Linked DNA regions of Homo sapiens: all the other regions are linked to region 3. A link is a contact called in ENCODE Hi-C or POLR2A ChIA-PET data. All regions are on one chromosome and are shown on one strand. Each heading gives the region's core, a stretch centred on a gene start or an enhancer-like site at or near the end of the contact. The rest is flanking DNA. Distances are from core to core; before and after follow the strand shown. Region 1 holds the start of FBXL17 (F-box and leucine rich repeat protein 17). Region 2 holds the start of ERAP2 (endoplasmic reticulum aminopeptidase 2). Region 3 holds the start of PPIP5K2 (diphosphoinositol pentakisphosphate kinase 2). Region 4 holds the start of GPR150 (G protein-coupled receptor 150). Region 5 holds the start of ELL2 (elongation factor for RNA polymerase II 2). Region 6 holds the start of ARB2A (ARB2 cotranscriptional regulator A). Region 7 holds the start of CAST (calpastatin).

Evidence for each region. Hi-C counts contacts between places; a loop is a spot of excess contacts on that map. ChIA-PET counts read pairs that join two places held with the same protein, here RNA polymerase II (POLR2A). Pooled maps may share reads with other maps.
Region 1: a loop to region 3 is called in a map of B cell, with 24 times the contacts of the local background. The contact joins the promoter of FBXL17 here to the promoter of PPIP5K2 in region 3. A Hi-C loop is called at or near these places in 4 of 168 maps with a recorded cell type or tissue (B cell, CD8-positive, alpha-beta T cell and naive thymus-derived CD4-positive, alpha-beta T cell) and 13 of 50 pooled maps. POLR2A ChIA-PET finds 5 or more read pairs at or near these places in 2 of 52 experiments (activated CD8-positive, alpha-beta T cell and naive thymus-derived CD4-positive, alpha-beta T cell).
Region 2: a pooled map shows a loop between it and region 3 (7-fold over the local background). The contact joins the promoter of ERAP2 here to the promoter of PPIP5K2 in region 3. A Hi-C loop is called at or near these places in 4 of 50 pooled maps.
Region 4: a loop to region 3 is called in a pooled map, with 4 times the contacts of the local background. The contact joins the promoter of GPR150 here to the promoter of PPIP5K2 in region 3. A Hi-C loop is called at or near these places in 5 of 50 pooled maps.
Region 5: a loop to region 3 is called in a pooled map, with 13 times the contacts of the local background. The contact joins the promoter of ELL2 here to the promoter of PPIP5K2 in region 3. A Hi-C loop is called at or near these places in 9 of 50 pooled maps.
Region 6: a pooled map shows a loop between it and region 3 (4-fold over the local background). The contact joins the promoter of ARB2A here to the promoter of PPIP5K2 in region 3. A Hi-C loop is called at or near these places in 2 of 50 pooled maps.
Region 7: a map of naive thymus-derived CD4-positive, alpha-beta T cell shows a loop between it and region 3 (10-fold over the local background). The contact joins the promoter of CAST here to the promoter of PPIP5K2 in region 3. A Hi-C loop is called at or near these places in 2 of 168 maps with a recorded cell type or tissue (both naive thymus-derived CD4-positive, alpha-beta T cell) and 8 of 50 pooled maps. POLR2A ChIA-PET finds 5 or more read pairs at or near these places in 1 of 52 experiments (activated B cell).

Annotation. Positions count from the first base shown.
Region 1 is chr5:108,380,180-108,383,768 of GRCh38, forward strand. FBXL17 (F-box and leucine rich repeat protein 17) reads right to left here and starts at 1,919. Exons shown (of 9, transcript NM_001163315.3): 1 at 520-1,919. The coding sequence starts at 1,512. RefSeq lists silencers at 770-849, 870-1,619, 1,820-2,069 and an enhancer at 2,170-2,289.
Region 2 is chr5:96,874,575-96,878,136 of GRCh38, forward strand. ERAP2 (endoplasmic reticulum aminopeptidase 2) reads left to right here and starts at 1,926. Exons shown (of 19, transcript NM_022350.5): 1 at 1,926-1,953. It also overlaps a transcript of ERAP1 not described here. RefSeq lists enhancers at 1,565-1,694, 1,715-1,864, 2,035-2,244, 2,615-2,824.
Region 3 is chr5:103,118,530-103,122,453 of GRCh38, forward strand. It overlaps PPIP5K2 (diphosphoinositol pentakisphosphate kinase 2), which reads left to right and starts at 1,772. Exons shown (of 31, transcript NM_001276277.3): 1 at 1,772-1,959. GIN1 (gypsy retrotransposon integrase 1) reads right to left here and starts at 1,609. Exons shown (of 8, transcript NM_017676.2): 1 at 1,535-1,609. RefSeq lists enhancers at 745-1,246, 1,247-1,747, 1,583-1,842, 1,873-2,062, 2,113-2,172.
Region 4 is chr5:95,617,554-95,621,550 of GRCh38, forward strand. GPR150 (G protein-coupled receptor 150) reads left to right here and starts at 2,534. Exons shown (of 1, transcript NM_199243.3): 1 at 2,534-3,997. The coding sequence starts at 2,723. RefSeq lists enhancers at 2,090-2,705, 3,902-3,997 and silencers at 2,875-3,274, 3,365-3,414, 3,432-3,726, 3,435-3,884.
Region 5 is chr5:95,959,570-95,963,345 of GRCh38, forward strand. ELL2 (elongation factor for RNA polymerase II 2) reads right to left here and starts at 2,282. Exons shown (of 12, transcript NM_012081.6): 1 at 2,006-2,282. The coding sequence starts at 2,152. LOC101929710 (a long non-coding RNA gene) reads left to right here and starts at 2,432. Exons shown (of 5, transcript NR_130776.1): 1 at 2,432-2,467. It also overlaps a transcript of CAST not described here. RefSeq lists silencers at 1,696-2,105, 2,176-2,415, 2,371-2,838 and an enhancer at 2,134-2,891.
Region 6 is chr5:94,110,273-94,114,071 of GRCh38, forward strand. It overlaps ARB2A (ARB2 cotranscriptional regulator A), which reads right to left and starts at 1,391. Exons shown (of 11, transcript NM_032042.6): 1 at 1,239-1,391. LOC105379087 (a long non-coding RNA gene) reads left to right here and starts at 1,430. Exons shown (of 7, transcript XR_001742441.2): 1 at 1,430-1,467; 2 at 2,053-2,132; 3 at 3,283-3,393.
Region 7 is chr5:96,661,126-96,663,898 of GRCh38, forward strand. It overlaps CAST (calpastatin), which reads left to right and starts at 1,251. Exons shown (of 32, transcript NM_001750.7): 1 at 1,251-1,372. The coding sequence starts at 1,298. RefSeq lists an enhancer at 904-1,405 and silencers at 968-1,557, 1,748-2,027.

The sequences.
Region 1 (3,589 bases), core at 669-3,168, 5.3 Mb after region 3:
TTAACAGTATTTATCTCGAAGCGTTAACTAGATAAATGGGATATTATATATATAAAGTCTGGCGCAGTGCCTGATTATGGTAAATGCTCAGTAAGTTAACCGTTTGACATTAACTACCAGCCATCAAACATGAAAGTAATGTTTAAAGACTTTCAAACACCAACATGCAAAGCCTTTACCCACTAAGTATAAATTCCTCGATTAAAAAATTTTTTTTTCCACAGAATACCTGCGAAGTTTCTAAACCACTGGGTTGGGATTCTAATAATAGCTGAACCCTGAATGGTGGGTTATAGAGTCAAGCTATTAAAAGACATTCAGTAGACTCCAAGTGCTCCTACTTCAAAAAATAGGCCATAGGCAGAGGCCCCACTGGCTTCCCAGTCTCCCCTTGGGACGTCCCTAGGCTGCCAGGGAACCCCCCTCCTCCGCGCTTAGGGGGAGGAGAGAGAAAGCCTCGGAGGCGGGGGCCGGGGGTGGGGGAAAGCGAGCATCCCTGCGCCTCTCGCCCAGACCCACCTTGAGCAGGATGGACGGCGGCAGCTGGTTGATGTCTGGGGTTTCGGGGGGCGGCTCCCTGTGACAGTCGCAGGGGTTTTCGGGGGACTCCCGACAGTCCGCGTCGCCACATTCATGCTGCTGCTGGGCGGACAAGGGGGCGGTGCCCCCGGCTCGGACAGCGTCCCCGCCAGCTTCGGTGGGGGCACCTTCGGAGGTGGGAGAAGAGGGCGGAGGGCAGAGCGGCTGCGGGGGCTGCTCCGGGGCCTGGCAGCAGCCGGCGTCGGGGGGCCGGGGCGGCGAAGCGCCTCCCCCCGCAGGCCCTCCCCCGCCACCGCCGCCGCCGCCGCCGCCGCAGCCCCCGCCGCCGCAGCGGGGCTGCTTGCAGGGGGTGCAGGCGGGGACCCCGGCCCCCTTCCGCTTGCACACCATTTCGGGGGGCGTAGGGAGCTCGGCCGGTGACGGTGTCGGCCCCCGGAAGAGCTGCACGGCGGCGGGCGGCCCCAGGAAGCGCACCGGCCCCAAGCTGGCCAGGAAGAGACTTCGGCCCTGCTGCTCCCAGGCGGCGGCCGCAGCCAGCCCCAACTCTTTGCAGCAGGAGGCGGGCGACGAAGCCGAGGCGGCAGCGGCGGCGGCGGCGGCGGCCGAGGATAGCAGGAAGCGGCGGGCAGCAGCGGCGCAGTCCTCGGCGGCCAGGGCCGCGTAGCGCCGCGCCAGGTGCTGAGAGGAGGAGGCGGCAGCGTAGGCCCCGTCCCGCGGCGGCGGCGAGAGCGGCGGCTCCTCCTCTGGGCCGGCGGGGGCGGGCGCGCCGGGACTGTGCACGATGAAGCAGAGCATGCAGGGCCCGCGGAAGAAGCAGTCCCGGCTCCGGGGCGCCGCCGGCTGAGGGGGCACCTTGGCTGGGGTCCGGCGGGGCAGCCTGAGGAGAGGGCGCCGGCGGCGGCACCAACTGCAACAGCGAGGCCTCTTCTGGCTCGGGCGGTTACGCGGCTCCTTCGAGAGAAGGTGGCCCATATAGAAGGCCCCGAGGAGGGGGACCGGGACGGGAGGGAGGGAGACCCAGAGAGGCGGGCTCCCGGCAGCGGGGCAGGCCGCTCGCTGGCTCGGCCCCCGGAGGGGTCGCCCTTCCTGCGCACACACACGCACACACGGGCACACACGCGACGGTGGGGGGTGGGCGTCAGCTGCGGGCCGCCGGAGTGCCCGACGGGGGCTACATGCTTTGCCCAGGGAAGCCGGGAGAACGATGGGCGCGAGCTTTGGGGACGCGAGGGAGGGAGCGAGCGAGCCTGCCGGCTAGGCGACCAGTCCGGGCCCGGCCAGCCGGCTCAGTCAGTCAGCGGAGCGGCCGGGGAAAGGCCGGGTCCCGCTCGGACCATTTTAACTGCGGATCCGCCGCCGGCGCGCGCACCCGCGACTCTGCTCGGAGCCGCAGGAGCGCGCGGCCCGTTCCGGCAGGGGGCGGAGCCAGTTGCGGTGGCGCGCTCGTGGCGGGGACGCCGGCACCCGGCTGCTCACCCGGGACGGCCGTCACACCGGCACTACGGGAAGAAGCCGGCCGGCTAGGGCACGGAGCTCTGGGCTTGCGGGGTGCGGCGCACGCCCCTCCCTCCCACCGCCTAAGGTTTTTCCGAAGCTGCTGGGCGTGCGCCGCGTTTCTGAGGCGGGAGGAGACACTTCCGAGCCAGCTGTGTGACATCCGTTTACACAGCCGCGCTGACGTCTCGAGGTGTAAGTTCAAGAGCTGCCATTGGCCGGGAGCCGCTGGGCTCTTCCCCTCACCTTCCACCCCTGTCACCACCCCTGACTCGGAAACCGAGGCCACTTCGAAGCCGCGAGGCGGGTTCCGCCGGAAGGGCCAGTGTGGGCGCTGACCGCGCTTCGGGCAGAGTGGCAGATGCGGCCCCTGGGTGATGCGCACCGAAGTCATGTGAGGGGTTGATTGGTTGTGCGGCACCACTGTTTACCCACTTGTGTTTTCTTAATTGTTGCGTACTACTGCCTTTCCACAACTTTATTTCAGAATGAAAGCATATATCAAATTACCTGTGCACAGCAGAAAGATAACAGCTTCCCCACCCAGTGAGCCATTCAACACCCAGGCTACAAACTGTAGATCACTTTATTGTCTACACCCTCGGAATCCTGTCTAGCCGTCTGTTGTATATTTTAAACATGACGGTGCAGTGCCTGCTATATGACAAACGTTGGTGATCCAGATGAGAAAGAGGAAACAGCTATGCAGGCAGTCCTTTAGAAGGTTTGACTATATCGAGGCTAAAGAGCTAGGGCAGCTGCTAGAGCGGTACCTGGTGCGGAGAGGTTAGCTTTCACAAGCGAAAAATTAGAGGAGGCAAATACCATGGGAATGAGCCACTCTAGTGAGAGAAATAAGAGGAGAAGGTGGAATGGAGAGTGCTTTAGGAAGGATACTTTCTTCATTGTGATTACAGAGAATGAGGAAAGGTAGATAAAGGACGGATACAGAGAGGTGGATGTTTCTAGCAGGAAGGTGAAAGAGTTCCTTTCTGTTGGTTTCTGTTTTGCTTCAGATAGAGCTTGGTTACCTGCTGAAGGGTGGAAGAGAAGTGGCAGGTGTTTAAAAAAAAATCTGCTAAGGATAACTTGAGAGAGCTGACTGAGGAAGAAGTATTGCAATATTCAAGGCCCAGTGGCTTGGAGAAGACCACTGTTGGAACCTACATTGCTATTCCCACTATAGTGGCCAGCCCCACCCAGCCTGCTCTCAAACATGCTGTCAAACAATTGTTAATTCTGGCCTTTTTGTCAGAAATGACCAATCTTAAGTCTGTCACATTCAGGGATCCTTTCAGAGCCTAATGACAGTTATGTGGAATTCTAGAAGCAAATATTTGTCAAAAGATTTCACAGACATACACGCTATTCACTATCAAATGCATTGCCTGAACGACATTTACGTACACATATAATCCACATAACTTTCATCCATTTGCCTGTAGGAGAATCTTCCAGGGCCCCAGAGCAGTGCTTGAGGACTTATTACAGATCCTTTGACATCTCTACTAGGCTGCACTTTCACAAAAGGCAAGAGTATTATAAAGTGTTTTGT
Region 2 (3,562 bases), core at 676-3,175, 6.2 Mb before region 3:
CTTCCTGTGGTGCCCCTCTCACTACATGAAATGCAGCTCTGAGGGACCCCATTCAGTCTTATGTTTCGGGCCTTAGGTGTAGGCTACTGCCTTCCTTTCTGCCCCTTCTACTTTATCGACTTGTTCTTTCAGGTTGAAATAATAAAATGTAGAAAGGTGGAAAAATTAAAGCTTGAGACTTAACTAGGATCTAATCATGGCAACATGTGCTATTGGGCCAAACATAGGTTGCAAACACAAACCACAGCAGGACAAGGCACATGATACAAGTCTATGAAGAGTGTCTGCAACATGATAAGAGCTAAGCTTGTTATATTTCACTTGACAATAGAAATTGTATGGATGTATTGCCATTTAATAGACTGTGATTCAAACAAAACAACTATAGGCTGGCATATAGGCTGCCAGTAGGCCACTATGGTTCCCACACTAGGACTTGCCCCTCTGTAAATGGGGAAATCAAGGAAAGATCTTGAGCAGTGGGGGAGGCATGGTCGAGCAGTAGTTGAAAGGATTAATCTGGTGGCATCGTACAAGTAACTGCAAGAAGCTGAGCTTGAGAAGCTGGGAAGACATGATTGAAGGCCATTGTGAGGAAGGATGAGGACCTGGACTACTTTAATAAGCGGTGGGATTTTTTCTTAGTTGGATAGAAAGAGATTGAAAATGATTCAAAAAGGCCAGTTGCGGTGTCTCATGCCTGTAATCCCAATCCTTTGGGAGGCTGAGGCAGAAGGATCACTTGAGCCTAGGAGTTTGAGACCAGCCTGAGCAACATGGGAAGACCTCATCTATAAAAAAAAAATAATAAATTAGCTGGGTGTAGTGGTGGATGCCTGTAGCCCCAGCTACTTGGGAGGCTGAGGTGGGAGGATCATTTGAGCTCAGGAAGTCAAGGCTGCAGTGAGCTGGGATGGCACCACTGCACTCCAACCTGGGTGACAGAGTGAGACCCTATCTCAAAAAAAAAAAAAAGAAAAGAAAAGGAAAAATCAACAGGCTTTGGTAACAAATTGGAGAGGGACAGAATCAAAGTAACTAACTATATGGTTCAATCCTAGATAATGGAAGAAGGCTGGAAGCATATAAAGCAAAGGGTGTTTATCTGGGGAAAGAAAACACTATTTGAGTTGTCAGGGTTCTGGTTCAGGTTAGGGTTAGACATCCATGTACTGTTGGTCCATCAGGCTGTTGGAATTACAGCAGCAGAACCCTTGAAGGAGGGATCACAATGGGAGCAATGTGGGATGAATGGGGATAAATGCTAAATCTGGGTACTGGAAAGGATAAAGAGAGGGCAGAGCAAAGGCCAGAGGTTTCATCTTTGTGGAAGGTCTGTATTCAGAGCAGAGAGGAAGTTGAAGCCCAACTCAAACAGGCAGATAAAGAGAGATCAAAGAGATGAGCATGAGATACAGTCCCCTCGTGCCCAAGGAGACAGGGTGGTTACAGACATGGAAAATCTGAGAATAATCACCTCTGATAAAGATCACAGAAGCTGCCCGGGAGGTGTTTGGTAAGCTTGGAGTTACGTTTGTGGGGTGGATGGGCAGAAGTCAGATTTCATAGCACTGAGGATGCAGCACAAGGAGAAGTTCAAGATCAATTCCTAAGACAACAACTTGGCACTAAAAAACATAAACTATGTTCTGAAGGCTTTACCCTGGGGACAAGGGAAGGGAGGTGATAACAGCAGAAGTGGCAGCCACTGGCGATCCTTTCTTTCCATGGTTTGGCTTCTACTCCAAAGCCACTTATTTGTGCATTCTACAAAAAGTTTCTTGTCCTTTTTGAAATAAAGCTCTTATCCTAAGCTCCATTCACACCTGCGTGATAATGAACCAGCTAGTACTTACTGTACTCAGGAAGCATGCAAAGTTCTGAATCTTAGAACAGAAAGTGAAAGCAAAAGTAAATTCCCCTTCAGTCAAATCTGCAGCAGCATGATTTAAGGTAACGTATCAACATTTCTCTTGGGTTTGTCTTAAAATTAGATTTTTTCAATAAGAATAATGAACTGAAGGTATAGAACTGCTGTGTTGAGAAGGTTTTGTAATCTAAGGCAAGGTTCTGGGGGACTGGGGTGAATTGGGCGCGGCTGTATTAGAAAGTGTATGCAGTTGAGGCTGGGACTTGATCTAAGACGCTGCTGCACTGACTCTCTTTCAGAGATCTTTTTGTCTTTTCTAAGCGTTTGTGACAATTCTTGCCTCTTCAATCCCAGGATGTTTTGTTCACTGCATTGCTATTTAAGGTACAGTGCAGTATAATAGAAAGCCCACCAGACCAAAGGGCAAAGAGCTATGTTTTAGTCCTGATTCTGTTTCAGACTTCCTGTGTGGATTTTGAGAAGTCACCATCCTGTTCCTTCATCTGTTTATTTAATTTAATTTATGTATTTATTTATTTATTTATTTTGAGAGAGAGCCTCGCTCTGTCGCCCAGGCTGGAGTGCAGCAGCACGATCTCGGCTCACTGCAACTTCCACCTCCCTGGTTCAAGCGATTCTCGTGCCTCAGCCTCCCGAGTAGCTAGGACTACGGGCATGTGCCACCATGCCCGGCTAATTTTTGTATTTTTAGTAGAGGTAGGGTTTCACCATGTTGGTGAGGCTGGTCTCGAATTCCTGACCTCAGGTGATCTGCCCACCTTGGCCTCCCAAAATGCTGGCATTACAGACCTGAGTCACTGTGCCCGGTCCTGTTTCTTTATCTGAACACTAAGGACTTGTACTAGCTGGCCTTTACAACCCTTACTAGTTCTAAAGTTAAAGACTGTGTGAGTAAAGCTTTTCTCTCTACTCTTATCAATCAAGTACATCTCTAGGAGTGTCTGCTACAAGTGGGGGCGAGCTACTCCTTCATTTTGGCCATTGAATGCAAGTTATAACCTCAATAATAATTTCATATCCAACACTAATTACTTACTTCCTATATGCTCCATGCTGTGCTGTGCCAACTTCTTCACATGAATTATTTCATTTAATCATCCCAGCATGAGGAAGGTATAATTATTACACTGTTTTATGGTTGAGATAAATGAAGCTCAAAAAGTAAAAAACTTTGCCCATGATCACGTAGGTGAGGTTGGTGGAATTAGCGTTGGAATCTGGGCACTCTGATTCCAAAGCCTCAGACCCACATAATAAGCCACTCCATTTTTTTTAAACCCTCCAAAATTCAAGCTAATAGACCAATTATGAGTGTACTTATCAGACGTTCTTGGAACACTGAGATTTGTAGCAGTAATTTAATGCTTGTTTTTAAAAAGAGGGAGAAGTATCTTTAATATTATTTTATTTTTGTTCCTTTAACAATACCTGTCACCTGCATTAATATTGCAAATTGAAAAATTGAAGTAATTGTTTGGATAATTAATGCTGCAGAACTTGTTAAGGATTATAAAAAGAAGAAGTAGCAGAGAAAACCTTCATGGTTTGAGTTGGAGCAGTAAGGAAGTAAGTAGAGGCAGGTGGTAGGGTGGCAGTAAGAATTGATTCCCCCAAATTAACTATGCTGTTTGTCCTAATTTTATATGTGTTGTAGCTTTACCCTTCAAAAAG
Region 3 (3,924 bases), core at 522-3,021:
AATCAGAAGACTCACGAATTGTATCCTTTTATAACGATATAACAGTCTAATGCAGTTCACAAACTGCTGGTTCTGGAGGTAGAGAGACAGATGACAAGGAGAAATAGAAAATGCGTAAGAAAGAAAACTCAGTTCACGAAAAGCATAGCCTTTGAAGTAGTTAAAAGTTTTACTGCTAATAATTGGTATTCATATACAAAAGTAACGTAAATGAAAGTTGTTTTTTTTTTTTCAAAGCCCATACATATGAGAAAATGGCTTGAAACTGTAATATTCGAGACAAATATAAATATCTTCTTATACTCTGATTGCTAAGTAAAGGTATCATTTACAAGGGGGATTAAGTGGTTTCTACTACATAAAGAAAGACTGTCCTGGGACTTCTTTGGATATGCTCATATTTTCAAGAATTTCTCTTAAAATCATTACTTAATGTACTTAAACATGTAGGAATAAGAAAAAATGAAAGTGATTGATTACAACTTGTAGTTTTGCAAGAGGAATGTCAGGGTCACATTTGGTTAAGCTTTATACACTTTGTCCCCTCCATAAAAGCAAATAAAATCAACTCATTGCTTAATTCCTTTAATAATTTTGTGTTCAATAAAGTAAGGCAGTTAGGTATTATGTCAAGATTAGGACTTAACTGTTTCACCAAGGGTTAAAAACAAAGCCACCAATTTAAGCCCCTAAAAGGTTATAATACCCGCTGGTTCCATCTTAAAATCTGCAATTTTCAATCAACATGTTAACTTGGATCGGAATTCTGACATTTGAATTATTCTATTTTAAGCTCCAAAAAATGGACACGCACAATTTTATGCAACGTCAAGGACCTGTAAATTTAAATACACTTCTCTGTAATCTGGTTCACTTCAGAGTACAAATTCATTGAACAAAAAAATGCCTTCATCGCCATATGCATTCACATGAAGCCACATGGGATAAATGCATTTCCACTTTAAAAAGTATCTACTTTGGTTCAGAAATGCCCATTTAAGAAAAACCTACACTGAGATAAAGTGGACATTTTTCTTTTAAAACTACGTGACAGGATTCCCTCTTGACCTCACGTTTCTCCCCGCCACGTATTTAAATTTGGGGCAAAATTTCTGATTAAATGACTGATCAAAGTAATGGGGAGAATTCTTCAACGCCGGCCAAAAGTGCTTAGTCTCAAACGCTGTGAGGGAGCATTTCCTAAGCTTTGGGCGACTCGTTAACGGAATCTTAAGGGCAAGGTCCAACCACACTCAGAATCAGCAGGAAAATGACCGTTTGGTAAAACTCAATTACACCCAGTAGGCACCTCCCCAGGCCCGAAACAGCACTCGCCCTTTCTGCTCAGCTAGCGCGGGACATCGCAACGCCCAAGGCCCTCCTATCTCAAAGGCGCTTGCGCAAAATCTCCCCACAGACTCAATTAAACCCTTCCTTAGGCCGGTCGAGGCGAATGGTTTTGAAATTACTGTCGGGTTACGCCTCACTTTAAAAAACAGTAGGTATGACACAGCACACCAGAACGACCACTCACCGAGGTGGTCCTAAATTCAAACGACAGATTTAAGCTTCCTCTCGTGATTTATCTCGCGCTGCCGGAAGCGGAACTACCCGGGTCCTTTAGAGGGCAGTCCTTTGGGGAACCTTGGAACCACGGTCAGAAAGGTTAGGACTGATCATTTGGCTCTTGCCGGAAATCGTTCCGCCCGGTGAGGTTTCGGCGTGAGACCCGAGGAGGGCGGGGAAGAGGCGTGACGGAGATTCCTGAGGTGTAGTAGCCTGAGGTTCCCTTATGTGGCCCTATAGCTGTTACTGAAGGAAGTAGCCTACGTCCACGCCTACAACTGAAGTCTCTTGACAAACACCTCACCCCTGCCTCCGGGATGAAAGGGGGTAACCTAGACCTGAATGGGCTTGACCATCTCACAACTGCTCGCGTGACGACCGCATTCGTGGCAGGTGAGGGCCCAAAACCGGAGGAGAACCGGAGATGCGGAACCTGATCATGCCAGGGTTGAGGCGGCTGCTGGGCTTCTGCTTTGTCTCCTGTGCTCTGCAGACCCTAAACACATGCTCCACCGAGGGGCTTGTGCTGGAGAGAATGACAGCCTGGGCGTGGAGTGACAGTACAGCTTTGAGGGTCCTTTCGCGCCTTGATTTCTCCTCCTGCTCCCCCATGGCTTCCCTTTTTCATTTCTTGGGTTCGAGACGCCAGAAATTGAAGATCAGCTAAAAGGGAACCGCTGAGCTTCTACCCCACGCTGTGCCTGGCTCCACTGAAGTGATTAGCCTCGAGTTATGGGACTGCTGTGGGTAGAGGTGGCTTTTTAAAAAATTTTCTGCCTTAGTCTTTATCCCTCTCTCTGTCAACCCCACACCCACTTTAAAATAACAAAAGCCTCATGTGTTGCAGCTTTTCATAGTAGGGACCGAGGCTGCAGGGCACTGCCGCACCTAGTCATTTGGAGGTCGTTGCAGCCTTCTGCGCCTTGAAGAAGAAGGGGCCAGGGTGATGATCCCTGGATCTCATTCACGAGGTTCTTGACCACTTCCTGGGAGATTGCGACTCTTGGTGTCCTTTGGCTAGTAGTTGTCTTGCTGGAAGGCTTAACTGTGGAAGTGGGAAGCATAGCTGACCTTAGCACGTAAAATCCTCGCTCTACACTGGGACAGGATTTTGTTTTGCTATTGAGAATTCTTAAATGAAATAGATAATTTTTTTGTCTCAGATAGATAAAATAATAACGATAGTTGCCATTAACTGAGTCTTATGTGTGCCGAGTGCTTTACATAGTTTGTCATTTATTCCTCTCAACAATTCCAGGAGGTATGTTAGATTATTATCACCATTTTACAGAGTTAGAAATGGAGGCTTTGAACAGTCAAGCAACTTGCTCTATTAAACATTTGTTATAAGTAAACGTTTGAATCTGTGTTAAAAACCAGATCTGTCTGCCTTCAAAATCTGTATTCTATTGTCCTGTCCTGTTCTTCCTCGATTTCAATTTCTTCACTAACATTTTCAGTGTCTGAAAGTATCCATTCATTTAAAAAATTTTGGTGTACCTACTTATATGTCTGACAAAAGTTAGACATGATCTCTGTCTTTATGGAGCATTGTGATGCAGAATTAAGTAGTGCAGAACCCAGAATACTGTACTTACTGCAGCACAGGTTTATTTAAAGCAAATGACTAAACTGATTTGCAGAAAATTTTAAAATCAAAGGTTGCTGTTTTAAATGTTAAATTCATATGACTTTCAGAGTAGTTGTTGTGAGGGTATTAAACTGAACAATTGGTAGAACATCTGTTGATTACCCAAATAAGTGCTATGAACCAAGTTAAGTAGTGGGAATATATAGATTAGGTCCTCATTCTTTAAAAGCTCCCATGCAACCACAATATAGACAATGTTATGGACTATTAATTTTCTCACGTGGAAAAGGAATTGTGGTTATGTAGGAAGGTGTTCTTATTTTTAGCAGATACATACTAACGTACTTAGAGTTGAAGTGTGTTGATATCTAGTACTTTCAAATGGTACAGCAAGTGTATGTGTGTGTATGTGTCTGTGTGTATAAATAGCAAATATGGCAAAATGTTGGCAATTGTGAGTATAATGGTGGGCATATAGATGATTAACAAACTGTTCTTTCAACTTTTCCGAATATTTGAAATTTTTCATAATAAAAAGTTGGGGAGGAAAAAACCCAACCCTGATGGAAACAGATAAGTGAAAAGATAGATCCAAAATGCTGCGGAACATAGAAGATGGGAGAGGGTTTTTATGTGTATTTGGGGCCTAACAGAAGTGTGATAGTTCTCAGGAAAACCTTCACTGAAGACCTTTCAGTTGGTTTTTGAATGGCGGATAGGAACTTTCAAGGAGAGCAGTGAATTCCAGGCAGAAGGAAATGCAGGTT
Region 4 (3,997 bases), core at 1,284-3,783, 7.5 Mb before region 3:
GTACAGGAAGAATTAGCTATGATAACAATGAAAAGTAAGAAAAGGCAATTATTAACTTTAAAAATAACAAAAAATAATATTCACAATATACAACTCAACTGTGAATATTTTTGTTTCATAATAATATAAACACCAAATATAAGTCTAACCCAAAATTACAGTATTGTTCTAATGGTATGGGAAATGGAAATAGTGACAGAGGTGCGAGAGATAAGTCTTTAATAAGAAGTTAACAGATAATATATCAATTTGTTAAATCAATGAATAGCATTACATATATATTATTTACTATTATGAATTAAGTCAATGCCAGAAGAAAGAGCAAATAGAGTCTAAATTGGTTCCCTCTAGAAAGAGGGGATAAAGAAGTGGAGATGTATAGGACAGGGAACTCTTTATGTTATCAGCCTTCTAGTTCCATTTGACTTTCAAAACTATGTGCATTGTATAATTTTAATAAGAATTAGTTTAGGCCAGGCCCAGTGGCTCATGCCTGTAATCCCAACACTTTGGGAGGCCAAGGTGGGCAGATTCTTGAGCCCAGGAGTTTAAAACTAGCCTGGGCAACATGGCGAAACTTAGCCTCTACAAAAAATACAAAACTTAGCTGGGTGTGGTGGTGTCTGCCTACAGTCCCAGCTAGTTGGGAGGCTGAGGTGAGAGAATCACCTGAGCCCAGGAAGTCGAGGCTGCAGTGAGCTATGATCATGCCACTTCACTCCAGCCTGGGCAACAGAGTGAGACCCTGTCTCAAAAAGGGAAAAAAAAAAAAAAAAAAGAATTTGTTGAAAATCAATGTTTTATCAGATCTTACTAAAGTTCTGTGAAATTTCACTATAGTCATTTTGAAATGCTAATATATAAGAGCATTTCAACAAATTTGAGACAAATGATAGACTATCTTGAGAAACACTGAAATGATACTGGCTAGGAAAATCACTGAATGATGAACATTGCTCAGAGAAGGCTCCCTGGAAGAAGTGCATTATAAACTGGGATGATGTGTGTGCATAGAAAAAGGCCTTGGATAAAAAGTTCTAAAGGGAGAGTATGAAAATCAAACCAGGATTTTAGATTTTCCAAGGCTATCACTCTAGCTTTCTTAAATGTCCCACCAGGAACACTTATTCCTATGTCTCCACAGAGCTTCCTTGGGCTCCTCTGGACAATACTGGCATAGTATAAAAGGAATTTTTTCTTAGGTGATGGATTTATAGTCAAGGCAGGCATTTATGCTCGAAGGTATCTGAAAAGCATCGTATATCCACTAATTCATCAACTCAACACATACCCACTGATAACTACAACCTGTCAGACCAGAGCGAGGCACCACAGAGATGATGATGAAAATAACCAAGGTTTCTGGCCAAAGGACAACAGCTTGGGAAATGGGATTCCTACAGCAGCTGGCAGGACTATCATGGAACCCACCAAATCTTCCTAGGCCATGAATCTTAAAGTTCCAAATGTTTCCTCAGATTGGGAATGTGAACCCTAGACAACACTCATACCTCCCTGGCCCCCAGGCCAGGAAGTACAGGAAATTCTACTTTCACCATGATTAACGTGGAGGGTGCATAAAAAGACAAATGGATGCTTCCAACAGGGAAACTAAAATGTGTTTGTGAGGAGACAAGGCTAAAATGAAAGCAGCAACATTTAATCTAAACCATTTCCTGTGACTTGGATTTCTTTTTTAAAAAAATTGGCCGCCTTATCACTTTCTTAGTCACCTTTTCTCTAGGCTTATTGGAGGCGTAGCCCCTCCTAGCAACTTCCCATCTGCTGGAAAACAGAATCAAGAGAATGAGGAGTGTGATGACGCATCCTTCACTGGATGAAAATATTAGGAGAAAAGCAATAAATGCACTACCATTTGCATAAAACCTATTAATGCCCTCTTCAGACTAATGAAATGAATTTTACATCACCAAGAAAGCAGCTGTGACCCACTGCTCCTAGTATTTGGAACGATCTGCAACACTGCCACTCCTAAAAGCAACATCATTGACTTTAGTACCCTCTAATTAAAATACTTTCATTCTTGGACAGAGAAGACACATCTTGATCAAAATTCAGCTAATAGGTCTCCTCTTTGCTCAAAACGCTGTTAGGTTTCTTGTGTTCCTGTTTTTCTCATGCTCGTGCAGATCCATGGCATTTCAAACCTTTAAAATAAAAACTAATGTCTTTTCTATTTTTTTCCTACTGGCAATCACATTGGGGTGGTGGGGGCGTGTGGTACAATCTCAGTCAAGAGGTCCTCTCTTGTGTGGGTGCTGGCATAACACTGGCCGTATACAATGGCCAAGCAAAGCGACATTCTGTCCTGCTGTGCTTTACACGTAAATAGAGAATGGATGAGGTTCTCAGCGCCCAGGGGTCCGCGGCTTCCGCGAGGGTAGCGTCGGGGGCCGCTGCAGAGATTGGAAGAGTACCCGCCGGGAATGGGAGGGAAGACGCGGGGAAGGTGGAGAATAGGAATCATGTGTGTTCCTCGAGTGTACAACCCACATTTGAGTGACAAATCACGAGGACAATCGACAAAAACAACTAAGCGCAAAGCCGCCCGAATCCATCTCCCTCTCTGTGCGTGTGCCTTTTCAACTAACTTTGGGAACTCGTATAGACCCAGCGTCGCTCCCCGCGCCGCCTCGCCTCCACTTTGGTTTCCCGCGTCCTGCCCGCCCTCTTCGGTGCCTCCTCTTCCTCCGGGACAAGGATGGAGGATCTCTTTAGCCCCTCAATTCTGCCGCCGGCGCCCAACATTTCCGTGCCCATCTTGCTGGGCTGGGGTCTCAACCTGACCTTGGGGCAAGGAGCCCCTGCCTCTGGGCCGCCCAGCCGCCGCGTCCGCCTGGTGTTCCTGGGGGTCATCCTGGTGGTGGCGGTGGCAGGCAACACCACAGTGCTGTGCCGCCTGTGCGGCGGCGGCGGGCCCTGGGCGGGCCCCAAGCGTCGCAAGATGGACTTCCTGCTGGTGCAGCTGGCCCTGGCGGACCTGTACGCGTGCGGGGGCACGGCGCTGTCACAGCTGGCCTGGGAACTGCTGGGCGAGCCCCGCGCGGCCACGGGGGACCTGGCGTGCCGCTTCCTGCAGCTGCTGCAGGCATCCGGGCGGGGCGCCTCGGCCCACCTCGTGGTGCTCATCGCCCTCGAGCGCCGGCGCGCGGTGCGTCTTCCGCACGGCCGGCCGCTGCCCGCGCGTGCCCTCGCCGCCCTGGGCTGGCTGCTGGCACTGCTGCTGGCGCTGCCCCCGGCCTTCGTGGTGCGCGGGGACTCCCCCTCGCCGCTGCCGCCGCCGCCGCCGCCAACGTCCCTGCAGCCAGGCGCGCCCCCGGCCGCCCGCGCCTGGCCGGGGGAGCGTCGCTGCCACGGGATCTTCGCGCCCCTGCCGCGCTGGCACCTGCAGGTCTACGCGTTCTACGAGGCCGTCGCGGGCTTCGTCGCGCCTGTTACGGTCCTGGGCGTCGCTTGCGGCCACCTACTCTCCGTCTGGTGGCGGCACCGGCCGCAGGCCCCCGCGGCTGCAGCGCCCTGGTCGGCGAGCCCAGGTCGAGCCCCTGCGCCCAGCGCGCTGCCCCGCGCCAAGGTGCAGAGCCTGAAGATGAGCCTGCTGCTGGCGCTGCTGTTCGTGGGCTGCGAGCTGCCCTACTTTGCCGCCCGGCTGGCGGCCGCGTGGTCGTCCGGGCCCGCGGGAGACTGGGAGGGAGAGGGCCTGTCGGCGGCGCTGCGCGTGGTGGCGATGGCCAACAGCGCTCTCAATCCCTTCGTCTACCTCTTCTTCCAGGCGGGCGACTGCCGGCTCCGGCGACAGCTGCGGAAGCGGCTGGGCTCTCTGTGCTGCGCGCCGCAGGGAGGCGCGGAGGACGAGGAGGGGCCCCGGGGCCACCAGGCGCTCTACCGCCAACGCTGGCCCCACCCTCATTATCACCATGCTCGGCGGGAACCGCTGGACGAGGGCGGCTTGCGCCCACCCCCTCCGCGCCCCAGACCC
Region 5 (3,776 bases), core at 1,032-3,531, 7.2 Mb before region 3:
CCACTCCGTCTGATGCTGGTCTCTTCACTGCAGGTGCACCTATCTAAGAGTAGCTATTGGCACATGCAGTTTTCTATTTCTTGTATCTCTCCCAGCCATTCTTGAGATTTTCTCTCGAGATTTCACTGTATGTAGGACGGTACCTTTCTCCCTGTGCATGCACTCCTCCCTGACGCCCCCTCACCCCACCACACAAAGTCTGTGAGTCCTTTTCACCATATGCTTCTCTGGTTAGTAACACAAGTGTCCTAGCACGTACATTCATGTGTCCACCCAATTCTGTGAGTACCTTCCTAACAATACACTCACCTCTGAGCCTCCACTGCTGTTTACAAATACCCTATCATGTGAGTTCATTTTCTATCCAAAGCGTGCACAACTAATGCCTTCCTCTGTGTGCACACTTATGGGGTGGGGGGGCTCTCTGAATACACTCCCAGTAAACCAGGGTTCACACCTCTCCTGCCGCTCTGCCTCAGACTCTGCCTTCGCTCTATGTATTTAAAGTGCCTGGCACTAGTGGGAGCTCAACAGATGTCAATTCTTTTCCCCACTTTTAGCTGAATAACTATGTGAATCTGTGTCTCGGTGTCCTTCTGCCCCTCTGTCTGTTGTACGAGACCGGTTGGAGTGTGTTCCTCAGTACCGAACGGGCTATTTGTAAGATGCCCCGTGGGTTCTATCTCCCTTCCGACTCTCTCCTCTCCTGTAAAACGTTACAGGTTCCCCCATATGGCATATCCCTCCCTCACGCGATGTATCCACTCCGGTCTCCCACAGTACTGCATGTCCATAAACTGTTTCCCCATGCACCCTGGTTACCGCGTCCCTTCTCGGTGCTTCCCTGTCTCTCCCATTTTTTTTCCAACATGAAAGCGTCTGGATTTGTAGTCCAATTACAGTGTATGTGCGCCTATCTGAGCCTCTCTCTGTACTGGAGGGGTGTGTGTGTATATGTGTGTGTGTGTGTCCATGGGCTTCTCTCGAAAACGAGGGGTGAGAGGCCCGAGTCTCTGCCCGGGATGCATTGTATCCTCCCCACACCTTCTGGCTCTGGCTCGTTCCCCGTTTACACTTCCCAGAGTCAGCCCAAGACGCCGGGAGCTTTTTCGGGTACGTTGAGCGTCCGTGAACCTCTCTCTCCAGAACCCGATGTCTTGCTCCCGGGGAGCGCTAAGTGTGCGTGAGTCCTCAGGTCTCTCCCCAGGGCACTGTGTTGGTTTGTGTCCGTCCTGGACGCGGCGCGTCTCCAGTAACGCGATGCGCCGGTGTCCCGGAGTCCCTGGGAATGCAGGTGTGTCCCCTCCCCCCCCGTACGCGAAGCGCCAGTGTCCCCGCCGTTCCAGTGTGCGCCGCCCCCTTACACGGACTGCCTAAGTCCCTATCTCTATGAGTACACCGTGTGCCCCTCACCATGCGCCCGAGTCCCCATCCCTTCGAGCACACAGTGTGTCCCCTGATACGTGGAGCGCCTGTGTCCCCAAGTCCCTGGGAATACAAGGTCCCACCCCCACACGCGGAGCGCCTGTGTCCTGTCTCTGAGGATCCACCGTGCCTATGTAACTGGAAAACGCGGGCAGCTGGTGCCCGCGAGTCGTCCCTGGTTCCTTGCCCATACGCTGCTCGCTACCCTCCTTCCCCGCCGAGGGTAGCGTGGTCATCTCACTTCTCTTATCGGGGCCTCTCTCCCTCCTTGGGACCCAACAAGCCAGGAAATCCTCGGGGGCCGTCGGAAAGTCCCGCAGCGGCAGCGCAGCCGACCCAGGGCTGCGGCTGCCTCGGCCCCGCCGCCAGGGGCCGCCCGACTGCCCGCTTCCCCAACGCCCAGGCTAGCCCGGGACCGCGGCGTCAGCCACCCTGCCCGGCCCTGCCCTGCCTGGCCGCTGCGGGCGCTGACGGTAGCAGCTGCCAGCCACGGCTCCGCCGGCCCCGCACCCGGGCGCGGCCAGGCCGTGAGGGGTGCGCTCTGCCTCTCTGAGCCCAGCCTGCCGGCCGGCCCGCTCACCTTGTGGCTCTGGTAAGTCTCGAGCGCCCGGATCGCCGTCTCGGTGAGCTTCACATGCAGTACGGTGATGTTGTCCTGCCCCAGCCGTCCGCACGACAGCCCATAGCGCTGCTCCTCCCGCAGGCCCCCTGTCCCCCCCGCCGCCATCTTAAACTCCCCGGGGTGCCGCCGCCGCCGCCGCTCCGGCTCTAGCCTCCACTGCGGCCGCGGCTGCTTGGGCTTCTGCAGCCGCCGCCACTGCTAGGGCCATCCCGCTGCTGACGTACTGTCATATACTGCGCGGAGCCAGACCTCGGACTGCCACCGCCGCCACCCGCCCCACCCTCCGGCCCCGCGCCCCGCCCCGGGCTCGTCTCATTGGTCTTGTTCCCTTCAGAACCGCCCTCATCGGCCGCCCTCCACTCTCACGGGGGCGGGCCCAAAGTCACTAGAGTTTTGCTCCTGGGACGGGACGTCCGAGAGGTAAGAGGCTGACGTCTAGGTGACGCGCCAACTTAATCATGTCTGACGTCACGTCTGGTCGTCTTGGCTAGCCGGCCGAGATTGGCCAGGCTGGCTTGGGGACTCCCCTGCTAATTGGAAGTCCAGGTTGCCTGGTCTGGTTACCTGGAGTTGGAGCCCCGCCCCTGTGGGGGATAGTAGTGAAAAGTCAGAATTGGGGAATCTCGCCCTACGCGGGTGGTCCTTGGAGAGGAGGATCTCCACCTCCACTATGTAAGGGGATGGCCGTGACCAAATAAGGACTTTGTTCCCCGACGGCTGCGGAAGCTGTGGAACTTGGTGCGTGCGTGTGGGGGAGGACGCAGCAGGAGGACTCGCTAGAGAGCTGCTCCTCAAAACTCCTAGTACTGTAGTTGAGCAAACGGCATTGGGAGGAAACTGCTCACTCTAAACTTGAAGTTATCGGGTGCCACACGCAGAGCTTATAAAAACAAAAACAAAAACAAAAACCCTTGAAATTAGTGAGTCGACTCTTAGATGTAGGAGTTGTGTTAGATCTTGTGGAGCATCTTAAGGACAAAATCACGCGGGAGGTTAAATGCCTTTCGTATGGTGGGCATGGTATAATAGAGAATTGAGCTTCGAGGTCTTTCCTACGCCATGCCCTGTTGTGATTCTCTGGGATCACAACTGGTGGGGATGATATCTCCTTAAAAAGGACTCTAGAAGAAGAGTAAAACTGGCATTGATCTAAATTAAAAGAAACCTCGACAATTCTCATTCTCTAATTCAGTTTGAGTATTGTCCTTTTTATTTGATAGGGCTGTGTGAAAACCTAGCTAGGGTTTAAAGGTAAGAGGCTGTCGAGGTTAAGCGAAGGAGATGGGGGCGTGAGGGGCGTGCAAAGGCCTGGCATACTTTCCATTCCATCCACAGGATGCTTCCTGTGTAGGCGTGGCTAAAAGAGGGAGCCTAATCTGGAGTCCCTTTCAGATTGTGTGTGGATAGACTGACAGATGGGTTCCTGTCAGAGGATGGATTAATTGGTTGATCAGAAACACCAGATAAAACAAACCATTGAAAGCTTTCAAACTGTTGAAAGGCAGTTTAAAAAAGTTCTTTTAATAAAAAAACTGAGACGCTTGTTTTTACCCTCAGCTTATAAAACCATGTTCTGTTCTACTGGGATTCCCCGGGAAAGTTTATAGATATTTAATCAGTATTTTTCATTATTTTAAATGGATTAGGGCCATGATTCCATGTCCTCCCCTCCCAATAAATGCCTTCCCCACCGTACGGGTACACTCCTTTTTGATTCAGACCTTCAAAC
Region 6 (3,799 bases), core at 141-2,640, 9.0 Mb before region 3:
AAGGACTTTCTATTTTGTTTACTGCTGTCTTCCCATCACCTGAACACTATCCGGCACACTGAAGGTTGCCAGTAAATACTTGCTAAATGGATAAACAAGTGGATGCTCATGGTTTCATAGATAATATTTCCCTCTTGGCCTTGGTACTATTTATTCTACCATATGGAGCAGCCATAGCCTGAAAGCATCCAGAGCATCCTTAACTTTTCAGCGTAGGATTCACTGGTTAAGTGGAAGTAAGGCCTAGTTGAAAATTCTGAAAGAAGCCTGGTACCAGCACTGTCACTGAGGCCTTAACGAAGCAGATCCAAAAATACTCTCTTACTCAGTTTCTACATTCGCTAAATGTATACAGTGTAACCGTCCCTCGCATTGTAGGATAAAGAATACACCTTATCAATGAGATATTTGTTATGCAGTATATGGCATGCGTTAATGCAAACGATGTCATGTACTACATTAAAAAATCGCACTGATATTTTGATAAATATACAATGCACTTGTAGATAAAAACCAGAGAATTTTTCCCTCTACAGCTTTTTTGAGGATTTGGGAGAAATGGACAAATGCAACAACATTGCATGTCATTAAATACAGTATATCCAAACACAACGAGTTTCTTGGCCCAACAGATATAGACCCTGGAGCACTATAAGAATATGTTAAACACCTGGATGAGGGAAAGAGAAGACTGCTTCCAAAACATACTTACTTTATTTCAAAGTCAAAAGTATTCAACACTTAATTCATACTGCATCCCAGAGAAACGTCCCACCCGCGCCCATGCATGTTACAAGTTTTGAGAGCATTTTATAACTGCACTTTAATCCCTCTGCAGTGAATGACTTCTGGTAAAGCGCTGGCAGTTAATAATACTTTTTGTAGAAAAAAAAATTAATACAACAACCACAATACCTCCACTCGCAAGAAAGCGGAGGAGGGCCCATTACTCTGTCTCCAGGGACTCCCAGAATCCCGTACGCCCCGACATAAGGAAAGTCATCCAGGGAACACACACGTCGCTCCCGCCTAGAGAGTGGAAATGGAACATGGGACCTGCCCATCAGCGGAGGCCCAGACACAAGTCAGAGGTGTCCGCAGGGAATGCAGCGTGGTTCCAGACAGCCTCGGTCCCCAGGGCCAGCGACCACCGCCTGAGACCGACCCAGGCCAGCCCCCTCCTGATTTCGACCCGGGCCTGCCCCCGGAGCTCACATCCCCGCAAACGGCAGTCCTACCTGAGCTCTGCCCCCAGCCACAGGGCTGAGGGGGCAGGCGGGAGGAGGCGTGGCCTTCCAGTTCGCCAGTCGAACTCCCTCGTGCGGTTGTTATGACTTTCCCTCTCGGGATCCGCGCCCCGACCAAGTTCGAGTTGCACTTCCGGGGTCTTCAGGAGATTGATACGTCATTACGCACTTGACGGCAGCGGCGGCGACAACCCGGAAACGGGCGGGGCGCGGGCCCTGGGTAGGTTCCTGTGGTATTAGGTGGACTGGAGAAAGAGGCCCGCGTGAATTAAGTGTAGTTCTCTTATGCACTGGCGGACTCTGGTCGCCCTTCCTTGTGAAGGCTGCCTGGGTAGCCGTAGAGGACGAGGCCACTCTAAAGCCTCGTTTTCCCAGCGGAATTTTAACTATTCTAAGGATGTCCTTACAGCCAGTTCCCCACTCCGCTACTCAGAGTGTGTCAGACTTTACCCTGTCCATTCAACTCCAGAAAAACCGGGAGGTCTAGATTCGGAAGATTAAATTTACCTTTGAATTAGGACATGTAAAATAGGAAGTTAATATTAGCATCCTAATGACAAAAGTTTTCTCGTTATCATACTTGACTCAAATGGGAATCTTACGGATATTAATGTTTTTTCCAGAAACAGGTTTGAAAGGTATTTCAAGGATAAATCTGGGGAAAGGGATGGAAGCAACTGATTTTTAATTTTTAGATAGTACTCTCAGAGCATTTATTTAGTCCAAAACTGTTAATTTAATGAATTAGGCTAAACTAGACGCTGGGGTAACAAAGCTGAGTTAGATACCCTCTCCTCTGAGGCAGCTAAAGAGAAGGAAAGTCTGGTGGCTGACAAGTAAACCAACAGTTATGTTCTTCAGAGAGGAGATCTCAGACTCTCTAAGGTATACTTCACTTCCACACTGTTTGTACTTTGCAAATGTACCCTGCCCCCTAAAATGTAAACTCACTGATGGTAGTGACATAATCTTGTCTTTTTAATGTATCCTCAACCATACAACAGTGCCTGTCCACAAAGTAGACAATAAATACTTATTGAATGACTGAATGATCACAGTGGTAAATAATAGATTGGGGAAATCTAGAAAAGTGTATAGGACAAGAAGAAAGTGGTGTAAGTAAGTGGCGGGAGATAAGGAGCAGTAAAAGGTGAGAGAATCCACTGGAGTTAGCCAGAACTGAGTACCTGAATGAATCTCGGGCATTGCAAGACTGTTAGGGCTTCATTTCCGGAAAGAACTCAAATGGTTTGTAGAGTGACACTTTATACTGAAGAGGAAGGCAACAGCCAGATTCTGAAAAGCTTTCTATGTCATGCTGAGTAATTTGATTTTCTGCTGCAGACAATTGGGGAAGCTGAAGGATTGTTGAACAGAGGAGGGAAACATTTTTATTTTGGTGGACTTTTGCAACAGTGACAGATTATATTAAAAAGATAAGGCTCCCAAAAATGTATAATCCCAGTTTAACCATGAGAAAAACATCAGACAAAATACCTGACCAGTACTACTCCAAACAGTTAAAGTCATGAAAAACAAGGAAAGTCTGAGAAACTGTCTGAGCCAAGAGGAGCCTAAAGAGACCAACTTTAATGTTGGATCCTGAAATAGAAATAGAACGTAAGTGAGAAAACTAGTGAAAATTGAATAAAAAAGTAACATTCCATTAAGAGAATATACCAATGTTTACATAAAATATGGAGATTGGTCAAAAGATGAGTGACATGACCTTTCAATATTTCCAGGATAGAGGCCCACTCAAGGGTTAGGGGAATGTACTTTGTTCAGTAGTAAACTATTGAACAAACATATGGGTGCTTCAGCCTGCAATTCCAGCTGGACTTACATGGGAATGAATGAGCCTTCAGATTGTTCCTGTCATTGAGTCAGCTGGGGTCCAAAATTTCATAAAGCAGAGACGAGCCATCCCCACTGTGCCCAGTTCTGAATTCCTGACCCACAGAAACAATTAGAGATAATGAAAATGATTCTTGTTACTTTAAGCCAGTAAATTTTGGAGTGATTTGTTTTTCAGCAAAAGAAACTAATAGCTGTATGACAACAGCCAAAGAGTAAATATCCTTTCAAGTCCAATCCTGCCTAAGATGTCAAAATCAAGAATGAAGAGGTTATGTGCTGAAACAGAGTGAGTCCTTTTCTCTCCTTACTCTACCCTAAATGGTAAACTCCTGCCTCAGCTGACCACAAAAATATCTTCTGCAAATCTGTGAGGAGAAAGGAGGGAAAGCAACAAAAATTGTATGTGGGCTTAGATGTTTTGTTAGAATTACAACAGCCCATGTGTAGCTTAGCAGAAACCATTACAATGATGACTACACAATATAGTACAAAAATGTCCCCTCATTTTAACCATAGTCATCTAAACTGTACAAGTTAGTTTATAATTTTAATTTATACATCTCTAGGGAAGCCAGAAACTTCAGTTTCTCTCCCCACCTCTCTTCTCTTGCACTTCAAAATCCTACTAAGATAAGGAAAAAGGAAAGGAGATTTGTTCCCTCCTGGCTAACAGCTGGTCCATCTTTGATCAC
Region 7 (2,773 bases), core at 1-2,500, 6.5 Mb before region 3:
CCTTCTGGCCGGCTGTAGTGGCTCACGCCTGTAATCCTAGCACTTTGGGAGGCAGCACTGGGCAGATCACTTGAGGTCAGGTGTTGTTCGAGACCAGTCTGACCAACGTGGTGAAACCCCGTCTCTACCATTAAAAAAAAAAAAAAAAAAAAAAAGCTGGGTGTGACAACGCGCCTGTAGTCCCAAGTACTTAGGAGACTGAGGCAGGAGAATCGCTTGAACCTGGGAGGCGGAGATTGCAGCGAGCAGAGATCGCGCCACTGCACTCCAGACAGAGCGAAACTGCCTCTCCAGAAAAAAAAAAAAAAAAAAAAAAAAGGCTCTGCCTTCTCTCTCTTCAACTGTCTAAACCCCAACGCTGCAGAAAGCGGTGACCCCAAGTCCCAGAATGATGATGCTACTGCAGGGTAACAAACAGGTTTTCTGTCAGGCCTGATTGTGAACCAGCAGCAACTGCAGGCTGACAGTTTCTCACATAAGCACGTAGGGCTTGTTAAATTTCACTTCCAGCCCCAAACCAGGAAGCGCTGTTTAAGATGAGCCCAAGAAGAAAGCAATCTAGCTTCAGAAACAAAACTCGCCAGACTCTAGAAAGACTATAAGGGTTTAAATTTGGGACTGTTCTCCGTTTTGCATTGGAACCTATGTTCTCCTCCCCATAAAAGTTTATTAAAATTCGAAACTGCCAAAAAACAAAGTAAAATCATATAAAACATACACAGGCGCGTGCACGCACGCACACACACACAGACCAATTTGTTTTTGTGATCCGCTTCCTTATCTAGACTGTCCAGGCTTGGGCCAGATTTGAGTTGGTAAACTCTCGCAGCTAAAGCGGAGCAGAATGTAGAAAGAGTATCTACTTCTCCGGATTGTTGGGAGGAGGGTCGAAGCGTAGACTGGCCACGCCCGGGTCCCGCTCTCTCGTTGCACAACTGCAAGCTAGATCTGGGCATCGAAGGAGGAACGCTGCAACCTCCAACCCCTTCTTTCTGACCAACCGGGACCAGAGCAGTGCTGGGGCCGGGGCGGGTCACCGGGTGAGGACCGGGGCGGAGGGTGTTAAGTTACAGGGCAGGAGCCCGGGTCCCTCCGCGGGCAGGAAGGGGAGGGCCCATCGGGGCTAGGGGAACCCCGGCGCAGACCTGGGGTGGGGTCGGAAAAGCTGTTTCATCGCCCGCTCCCGGGCCCTCCGCTCCCTCCCTCCCTCCCTCTCTCCCTGGCAGGACTCCCCGCCAGGCCTCCCCGCCACTCTCCGCGGCGCATTCCGGGAGGCAGCGGCCGCAGCGGCCTCGCCATGTCCCAGCCCGGCCAGAAGCCCGCCGCCTCCCCGCGGCCCCGGCGAGCAGCCGCCGCCCGCCGCACCCATGAGGTGAGTGGCGCTCCTGTCGGCGTCGCGGGGCTGGGCGATGGGGTACCGGGTCCCGGAGCTGTGGCCGCCCTCCCTGGGCGTTGCCAGGCTGGCGGGTCTGCAGTCCCCGGCGCCCCCGCGGGGCAGGGAGAGGGCTAGGGGCTTGGCCGCTGCCAGGCAGGTGGCTGCAGGTGGCTTCGGTTCCCCGGCCGGGTCCAGTGCGCTGGGCGTGGCGTTGGCCGGGTAGAGTGGAGGGGGGGACGCGTCAAGAAAAGTTGGCTGGTAAGACGTGGGTGAATGAGGATGAGGATGAACGGGGAATGAGGTTCACTCAGGACCCCCGAGTGAGTGGGGTGGTTTCACTGGACAGCGGGATGTAGTCTTCCGCGCTAAGGCCGGGCCGCAGGGCGTGGCTGCCTGGAGACGCAGAGCCTCTTCCCTAACCAGCCTCGAGCCAAATTGGGCGGGCGAGGAGGGGCGGGGCCTGCGCCGGGCCCCACCCCCAGGGTTCTGCCCACCTGGCAGCCGCCTTGGGATGTGCGGAGCTCAGTGCCAGCCCGGTCCCGGCCAAGCGGAGTGTGAGCCCGGCGCCTCCAACGCAACACCCCGCGCCCTCGCCGGCTCCCCCGCCGTGCGGATCGGAGCCAGCCGGTTGTTGCCATGGCATTCGCCAGCTGGTGGTACAAGACGGTAAATAGGAGCGGTTGTGCCTGGGCAGGACCCGGAAGGGAGTGTGTTGGAAGGGAGTGTGTTTGCTTTGCCCTTCTGGGCGTGCGGATGAAGCGTTGTCCGGGGTTTGGCGGGGAAGGGGTGCGGACCGGGTGCGACCTCCTCGCAGACCTTCAGGTTAGGCTCGGGGAGAGGCAGGGGACTCACCCTCTTGTGGTATGTATGAGCGCGCCCGAGCGTGCGCGGCGCATGCACCTCTCTCGCCCCGATGTCAAGCACTATGCTCTGCTGGCGCTCACAAGTGGGATGGAACTGGAATTGTTGCTGGAGGAATTCTGTCTAGGAGGTGGATTCCTGAATGCACTAGGACGCAGCTCGCAAGAGCTTTGATCTAGAGTTCTTTTTTAACCCCTAAGTAAAGTTCAAAACTTTTAGAGGGCGATTGTTGGACGTACATTCGCCGACGCAAAGGAGAGGCAGCTGCAATGTGAGGCAAGGAGAAAATCCCAAACATCAAGGGGCAGAAGCAACTGAGATCTGAGACCAAGACCCTTGGAGAGAGCGGTGGAGGGGTGGAGGAAAGAAAGCGAGAAAGTGAGAGAGGGAGGGAGAGAGAGACAGCGCGCACAAAAGCGAGCTTCTCTGCACTTTATTACTTTGGATGAGGGACAAGAACATTCCATTTGTTTGGTGCATTGAATGTTTGTCCTGCCAATTAGGTGTAATATCCAGTCAAGCTGGCACTTCTAGTGT